2 separate regions of the Homo sapiens genome follow, and region 1 is linked to region 2. A link is an interaction called in ENCODE POLR2A ChIA-PET data of the cell type or tissue named here. Cell type or tissue: Caco-2. All regions are shown on one strand. Each heading gives the region's core, and the rest is flanking DNA. Links, peaks and the distances in the headings are about the cores only.

Region 1 (4,386 bases), core at 179-4,178, 210 kb before region 2:
GGTACTTTGATGAAGAGACCTTTGAGGCCGTATCAGACGAGGCCAAAGACTTTGTCTCCAACCTCATCGTCAAGGACCAGAGGTGAGGCTCACCCCAGAACCTGAACTGTATGTGTGCAAGCTTAGTGTGTCTGAGTGCTGGCAGGGCGGGAGCCAGGTAGAGAGGCCAGCTGAGCCCCTGGGGCCTCACGAGCATGCAGCCCACCGTCACCATGCTGCCTCTCCCCCAGGGCCCGGATGAACGCTGCCCAGTGTCTCGCCCATCCCTGGCTCAACAACCTGGCGGAGAAAGCCAAACGCTGTAACCGACGCCTTAAGTCCCAGATCTTGCTTAAGAAATACCTCATGAAGAGGCGCTGGAAGGTACCGCTGGATTCAGGGTGGGGAGGGAGGGCTTGCTAGTGGGAAGAGCTCCTGGTGCCAGATCCCAGCCTCCACCGTCCCTGCCTTGGCAGGTTCTGTTGACCAGGCTGGGCCCTGTCCGGAAGACAGGGTTGACTTTTCTGTTTTTGCCCTGGGCTGGCTCCTGTCCTAGAGTGGAGACCTCTACCCGGCCTTCCACCCAGCCCCACCCATCTGGGGCTCTGGCTTCCCTCCTTCATTTTTCAAATATTTCTTGAGCATCTACTACTTCTAGGCATTGGGATATAGGAGTGGACAAAAGAGACAAAGATCTCAGTCTTTGTGGAGTTACTTTTGGTGAGAGATGGGGCATTTTCTATCTTTTTTTCTTTCTTTCAATACAGTCTTGCTCTGTCACCCAGGCTGGGGTACAATGGCGTGATCTCGGCCCACTGCAACCTCTGCCTCCCAGGTTCAAGCAATTCTCCTGCCTCAGCCTTCCAAGTAGCTGGGATTACAGGCACCCACCATCACACCTGGCTAATTTTTGTATTTTTAGTGGAGACGGGGTTTCACCATGTTGGCCAGGCTGGTCTTGAACTCCTGACCTCGTGATCCACCTGCCTCCGCCTCCCAAAGTGCTGGGATTACAGGCGTGAGCCACTGTGCCTGGCTGAGGTGGGGCATTTTCTAGAGCCCTGTGGAAATAGGCAGGGTTAAAGAAGACTTTAGAAAAAAAATAAGGGCCTTCTGCCGGGGAGAGGTTGCACTTTTATTTTTATTTTTTTTAGAGACAGGGTCTCACTCTGCCTCCCCAGCTGGAGTGCAGTGGCGCTATCATGGCTCACTGTAGTCTTGACCTTCTGGGCTCAAGTGATCCTCTCCTTTGGCCTCCTGAATAGCTGGGACCACAGACATATGCCACCACATCCAGTTAATATTTTAAAAATATTTTTGTGGAGATGAGGTCTCGCCATGTTGCTCAGGCAAGCAATCCTCCCGCCTTGGCCTCTCGAAGTGTTGGGATTACAGGTGTGAGCCACTGTGCCCAGCCTGCACTTCTAAATAGGGGGGGTCAGGAAGGGCTCACTGAGAAGCATGTGAACAAAGACCTGAAGGTGGGGAGGGGTGAGCCGTGCCAATACTGGGAGAAGAGTATTCCGGGCAGAGGGAGTAGCCAGTGCAAAGGCCCTGAGGCAGAGGTGTGGTTGGAGAGTTTGAGGAACAGGTAGGAGGCCAGTATGGATGGAGTGGAGTGAGCAAGGAGGTAAGGAATGAAGTTAGAGAGGAAGAGGGGGACAGGAGTTGGAGGGACTCATCGGCCATGGCAAGGGGTTTATCTTTTACTTGGAGCAAAACTGGAGCCATGGGAGTGTTTGGAGCAGAGCGGTCCTTGGTTCAGGTCTGGCTGACCTATCCGTTGAGTGAGGGGACTCCTGGACAATACAGTGTCATGGCGCCTCCCGTGGCCATTTTGGGCACTGCACCTTCTCTAGCCTGTGACCCTCCTGGACTGAAGGGGACTTACAGGCTGCTCAGACACCCTGCAGCTGCCCCCCTGCCCTGGTGTTGACTGGGACTCCCTCTCTTCTGCCCTCTAGAAAAACTTCATTGCTGTCAGCGCTGCCAACCGCTTCAAGAAGATCAGCAGCTCGGGGGCACTGATGGCTCTGGGGGTCTGAGCCCTGGGCGCAGCTGAAGCCTGGACGCAGCCACACAGTGGCCGGGGCTGAAGCCACACAGCCCAGAAGGCCAGAAAAGGCAGCCAGATCCCCAGGGCAGCCTCGTTAGGACAAGGCTGTGCCAGGCTGGGAGGCTCGGGGCTCCCCACGCCCCCATGCAGTGACCGCTTCCCCGATGTGAGCCGCCTCGGAGTGTGGCCTGGATCCATCCTGCTAGCACCTCCCCAGACAGGGCTCCAGCCTGTCGGCCACACCCCAGACTCCAGGCCCCCGTTGAAGCCGCTCCCGGTTCCCTCCCCAGCTCCTCGTCTTTGAACTGCCGCCGCCGTGGTGACCCCTGCTTTGCCCCACTGGGAGAGTCCTTAGCCTGGGCCTCCTCCTAGCTGGAGTGCCATGGCTGGGGGGTCTCAGCATGTAGGGCTTCTGTGGTTGTGGATGGGAGGCTCCTGGTGGGGCAGAAAGGCTGCAACGCTGATTCCTAAGGCCCAGCTGCCAGGGAAGACAGAGCAGGCTTTGTGAGAGAGGACCTCCATGCCCCCGCCACCTCCCCACTCCAGCAGATAAGGCCGAGCCCACACCATCTGGCCCAGGCTGGCCCCCACCCACCTTCCTTGCGACCACCAACACACAGGAACTCTGTGTGAGAGAGAGGGCGCCCAGCCCAGGCCTGGTGGAGGGGGAGGGGAGAAGCCAAGGGACACAGGAGACCACCCCCGAGCTTGCCTCAGGGCCAAGCCGGCCCAACCCAACCACTCGGGGCCCCCATCTTGGGGGTCACCCATGGCCTCAGATGATGGGGTCAGCAGGCCCAGGAGAATTAGGAAGGCCATGGGGCAGCCTCCAGTCTGCTCTCAGCTTGTGCCTTGTAAATAAATGTACAGGTTGGATGTGGCCTCCTTCCCTCTGTGTGTGCCTGCACTGGTGTGAGGTCGCTGATGACCACAGTTCACTGAGCACCTACTGTGTACCGGACACTTTAGCAATATCCGTCAGCTCACAGTTTGGTGGTTCATGCAGGCTCAGGTGCCAGTCTGCCCAGCACATGATGTGGGCAGGTGGCTTCTGCACGTTGTGCCTCAGTATCCTCACCTGTGAGAGGGAGGTCGCAGCAACAGCCTACACCGGGTGTGTGATTACTGCGTGCCCAGCTTTACTTAAAGCGCCTGTGCTGTGTTAACTCATTTACTCCTCACAGCAAAGTTACGAGGCAGGATTGATTGGTTGATTGATTGATTTATGATGGAGTCTCACTCTGTCGTCCAGGCTGGAGTACAGTGGTGTGATCTATGCTCACTGCACGCAACCTCCGCCTCCCGGCTTCAGGTGATTCTCATGAGGCAGGTATTATTATTCCTGTTTTACAGAGGGAGAAACTGAGCCAGAGAGAGTGGGCAGCGCTAGGATCTACCTCATAGGGTGGGGCCATGGCTGCAGCATCAGTCAGACTGAGGTAAGGCACTTAGGGCTGTGCTCGGCCCAGGGAACGATAATGTTCTTATCCTTACTCCACATATGAAGAAACTGAGGCTCAGAGGAGAGAAGGAACTTGAATGCCACTCAACAAGTCAGGGACTGGGGCTTGAAAGGAGCTTTTCTGTCTCCCAGAGCAAGGATGTGCCCATGCGTTCCCTCTGCCTCTCACCAGGACAGGGTGTAAGCAGAGAGTCCGGTCTCCAGGTGGAGGCCAGGTCTGGCAGGCCTGCGATGCCTTTGCTGGGTCTACAATGAGGGCCTCAGGGGAGAGGACTGTTCTCTGATTTTTCCCAGTGGCCACGGCCACCTCACCACAAGCCAGCAGTGAGGGGCAGGGGAGGCTCCATCTGGGGGCAGCCCAGAGGGCAAGAGAGCTGAGCCCTGATACAGTGCAGCCTTTCTGGCTGTGAGGACGACTGAGAAGTGGGACTGGCCTGTGGGAACAGAGAGGTTCCAGCAGGAAGAGCAGAGACAGCAGTTAACATGCATCGAGCACCTGCCGGCTGCTGGCCCTGGGCGCCGCATTGTGTTGATGGTCACATCGGCTGCACACGGTGACTCTGCGAGGTGTTGTGTCCATTTCTCAGAGTGTGGAGCCAAGCCTCAGAGAGGTTCAGCCACTTGCTCAGGGCCACATAGTCAGTGGCAGAGCCAGGATTTGTACCCAGATGGTCTGGGCCCAGAGCCCCTGCTCTTCACCACTGCCTGCCTCCTGAGAAACCTTAGGCTTGCCCTCGGACAGAAACCTTGACAGTTCATCCCCTCTCTCCTGCCTCCATGAACACTGGTCCTCACTGCGATCCCCGCCCTGCTTGAGCTGGGGAGTTCAGAGTCCGGTTGCAGCAGTATCACTTGGGGTGGTGAATGGGTGACTCTGAAGTCTGAGCCT
Region 2 (4,386 bases), core at 283-4,282:
GGGCTCAAGCAATCCTCCCACCTCAGACTCCCAAAGTGCTAGGATTACAGGTGTGAGCCACCCTGCCCAGGCACAATCAATAAGCCTTTATTAAGCATTTGATGTGTATCAATTCCATGGTGATTGCAAAAGAAGAAGACATGGTCCTGCCCTTAGGGGAGCAAGCCACCTGCACATTCATTCCTAGACTCATTCCTTACTTCAACCAACATTATTGAGCATTTACTATATACCTGGCTCTGTGCTTAGTGTTGACCCATAGGATGTCAGCAATTAAAATACACCATAGAGGCCTGTAGTCCCAGCTACTTGGGAGGCTGGGGTGGGAGGATCACCTGAAATCAGGAGTTCAAGGCCAGCCTGGGCAGCATAGCGAGACCTGCTCTCAAAAACAAAAATGTGTGTGTGTATATATATATATATATAGTAGGACAAGAGGGAACTTTCTAGAGTGATAAAAATGTATCTCCTAATGGGGTTTAAGTTACATAAATATATATGCATTTGTAAAAACTCAGCAAATGAACACGTAATCTTTTGCCCTTTGCCTGTAAATTTACATTAAAAGAAAATTACTGTAAACAAATATTGAAATTGAACTCCAGTTAATAATATGTGTGTTGAGGTAATTTCTTTAAAATGCATCTTAAAAGATGAATTGATAGACAGATAGATGAACAAACATGGTTAAAGCAAGTAAAATGTCAATGGTAGAATGTAAGTGGTGAGAGTAGGTATTTTGTCGCCAAAGTCTTTAAATTTTGCTGTGTATTTGGACATTTTCATAATAAAATGTTCAGAAGGAGCAACACTTGATAACCATATATTCCAATTCCCTCATTTATTATCATTATTTTAGTTCCATAAATAAAAACAATGCATTCTAGTTAAGAAAGAAAAAAACAGCGAGAGAAACATCACACACCAGGGCCTGTTGGGGGATGGGGGGAAAGGGGAGGGAGAGCATTAGGACAAATACCTAATGCATGTGGGGCTTAAAACCTAGATGACAGGTTGATGGGTGCAGCAAACCACCACGGCACATGTATACCTATGCAACAAACCTGCACGTTCTGCAAATGTATCCCAGAATTTAAAGTAAAAAGAAAGAAAGAAAAAAAAAAACATAGAAAAACACTTCCCCACCACCAATTCCAATGTTCCTTTCCTCTTCAGTGACAACCTCTGCTTCTTGTTGGCTGTTTAGCTTCCAGACTTTTATCTACGCATTTACATACATGTAGAGGTAAACACAAAACCATGTTATTATTTTAAAAAGGAATGTACTCTGCGATTCTGAAAGAATGTCTTGGGGATCTCTCCATGTTAATTCATGCACATCACCCCAGTTTCAAATTGCTGAGTAAGGATGTGTCTTCCTCTTTGAGATTCAGGCTCAGAGAAGAGTTTGTCAGACACACACAGCAAGTTAGAAGAGCTGGGACTCCAACCTACTCTCCTAGTCCCAGGCCTGGGCGCACCCTGCTTGAGCATGTCCACCACTGAATGAGGGGCAGGGCCACGCCCAGGCCCTTTTTTTCTGCAGAATACAGTGGGCAGGTCCAGCCCTGCCCCTGGGAGAAGACCAGCCTGGGCTTGGGTGCACCGGACCCAGGAGGAAGTCCACAAAGCGCTTCCTCTTTTCTTAGCCTCCAGAGACACTGGGGGAAGAGAAGGGGGTGTTGTGAAACTGAACAGTCCCCCAACCCCCCTGGGGGGACCCGTCAGCTGGGGGTGGCCATGCAGCTGGGGGCAGAAAAACAATTTCATGGACTCCCCCAGCACTGCCCCCGCCCCACCCCCGTCCCCACCCAGTCTCACCCCGCCCCTGAGCAGGAGGTCTGCTGCCTCTAGGATGGTACTTGGGGTAGGTAAGCTTGGAAGGCATCCATAGGCCAGCCTTGTACAGTCTTGCCCGAGTCCTACATGAGCTGGCCCCAGTGCCTATCAGCTGCTGCCGCCACTTCCAGCCTCCTCTTCCAAATATGGTATCTGCCTGGGGCTTCAGGCACCAACAACATGGAAATGTTTGCAGTTCCTCAAACAGGTCAGACTGTTTCCCTCTCAAGCCTTTGTCAGGTTGTCCCTTCTGTCTGGAACACCCTTTGCCCTGATCTTCCTCTGGCATCCATTAAGCCTCAACTCATGTCACTTTTTTTTTTTTTTAAGGCAGGTCTCACTCCATTGCCCAGTCTGGAGTGCAGTGGCGCGATCTCAGCTCACTGCAACCTCTGCCTGCAGGATTCAAGCAATTCTCCTGCCTCAGCTTCCCGAGTAACTGGGATTACAGGTGCCCGCCATCACGCCTGGCTAATTTTTAGTAGAGACAGGATTTCGCCATGTTGTCCAGGCTAGTCTCTAACTCCTGATGTCAGGTGATCCACCCACTTCGGCCTCCCAAAGTGCTGGGATTACAGGCATGAGCCACTGTGCCTGGCCCATATCACCTTTTTCAAGAAGTCCTTGCTGCACTCAGTGTCCTTCCTACTTGGTCCTACAATATCATGGGCCTATCTCTCTCTCTCTCTCTAGCAGCATTTTCCACTCTGTATCTAAGTTATTGGTTAAATGATTGTCTCCATAATTGGATTGAAAGTTGCTTGAGGGCCAAAACGCTCTCATCCATTTTTGTGCTCCCAGACCTTGGCAGAAATGCACATGGTAGGCCCTTAATCGTATTAATGGAATTAATCAAAGAACGAAGGGTTTAGATGCCAGCACTGTCACTATCACTCACTGGCTGTTCCTAAACTCTGAGCTTCAGTTTCTTCCTCTGTAAAATGGGCATGTGAATAGTATCTGCACGGAATTTGCAATATAGTAGAGGAGACAGAGAATCAACAGGTGAACATACAAATATGTAACATAGTGCCTGGTGGCGACAAATTCTCTGGAGAAAAATAAGGCCGAGTGGGAGTTAAAGAAGACTGGAGGAGGGAGGAGCTTTCTAAGGGGGTCAGGGACCCCCTAGGGGCTGTTGGGCGTTTCTCAAGGGTTAGTCTCCTCTGATTTTCATTTGACCTTTTTGGGAAAGGTGGGGAGCAGTGAGCTCCTGCCTGGGAGGGTGTAGCTATGAAATAAACGCTGGCTACTTTACAAATAAAAGGGGAAATGGTTGAGCTCTGAAATAATGATTGTGGCTCTCTTTCCCATCCTTCAACATGTTTTGAATATAGAACAATCAACAGTGATCCCAAAGAATTTGAAATATGAAATGCAAATGCCCTCTGGAAATAGGAAAATACATTTTTGAAAGAGCCAACCTCTGACCCACTGTAAAGCGAAGCTTACATTGTGTTCTAGCTCCTGCCCTCCTTCCAGGACAGAGCCCTGGGTCCCTTTCTGCATTCTGCATCTCTCTCTATACTCCTCAACTTCCTGGGCACGATTACTGCATTTTGTGTAACGGTTACAAACACAGCTGTCAGAGGCACACTGGAGGCATGTCCATGTGGGTTCTTCAAATCCCAGCTCTGGCACTTATTGGCTGTGTGACCTTGGGCAATTGCCTTTACCTGTCTGAGCAACCCTTTTATAGTCATCCCTATTTATAAGACAGAAAATGAGATAATGTAAGTGAGGGCAACCACCTGGTGCAGGAGGTACTCTTATTCTACTATGCAGGGGAGGAAACGGGCAGAGAGAACCTGCCCAAAGTCACAGCTAGCGAGAGGCGGTCAGTCCAGCCTCTGTGCCTTTGCTCCCACGCTCTTCCACCCCTGGCCCCAGAGTCAAGTGCACACTCAGAACACCTTTCTTGACTTTTCATCCTCTAAAAATCCCAGCCAGCATCAATTCTATCTCATCCATGAAGTCTCTGATTGTATTTTCAGTTGACTTTACTTGATTTTGTATAGCTAATACATTTAAATAGTTCAACATTCAAGAGTACAAAAGATACTATGCAGTTCCCCTCCCTGGAAGAAACCACTGGGGCTGTTTGCTATGTGTGCCCTTCTTCACTTGGCCCAGCCATATGCTAGTGTGTTTGTTCTATTATTCTGCACAAATAGTGAAATACAATAGAAGCTGTTGGACGCCTCAATTTCTTCCCTATTTACAGCTATATTTTTGCATTGTTCTCTATTAGTACATAAGGGGCTTCCTCCTTCTTTTGTAAAAAGCATTTTTATTGAATTATAAATTTACGTACTATACAATTCACCTGTTTAACTTTTACAATGCAATGGTTTTTAGTATGTTCAAATGTTGTGCAACTGTCACCACAATCAATTTTAGAACATTTTCATTACCCACCCACCAAAACCACCCTGTACCTATTAGCAGTCACTTCTTATTTCTCCTCAGCTCCCAGCCCAATGCAACCAATAATCTCCTTTCTTTTTCTTTTAAGTAGAGATGGAGGTCTCAGCATGATGCCCAAGC

The links. Peaks named below come from ENCODE experiments on the same cell type or tissue, not always from the same donor. Only the 100,000 strongest peaks of a DNase experiment are listed, where the experiment ranks them.
Region 1: POLR2A ChIA-PET joins it to region 2 with 7 read pairs; 4 of 35 experiments call an interaction of 5 or more read pairs at or near these places.

The regions. Positions count from the first base shown.
Region 1 is chr20:31,831,774-31,836,159 of GRCh38, forward strand. MYLK2 (myosin light chain kinase 2) reads left to right here. Exons shown (of 13, transcript NM_033118.4): 11 at 1-82; 12 at 231-363; 13 at 1,944-2,911. The coding sequence ends at 2,024. Among named protein-coding and RNA genes, the nearest start is that of FOXS1, 12 kb to the right of the region's middle. RefSeq lists an enhancer at 2,273-2,903. In Caco-2, for the core only: a CTCF peak has its summit at 1,823; DNase peaks (open chromatin) are centred at 329, 1,808, 2,428, 2,648 and 3 weaker places.
Region 2 is chr20:32,038,833-32,043,218 of GRCh38, forward strand. No RefSeq gene overlaps it. Among named protein-coding and RNA genes, the nearest start is that of HCK, 11 kb to the right of the region's middle. RefSeq lists a silencer at 1,679-1,858. In Caco-2, for the core only: no CTCF peak of the experiment used is centred there; DNase peaks (open chromatin) are centred at 1,539 and 1,989.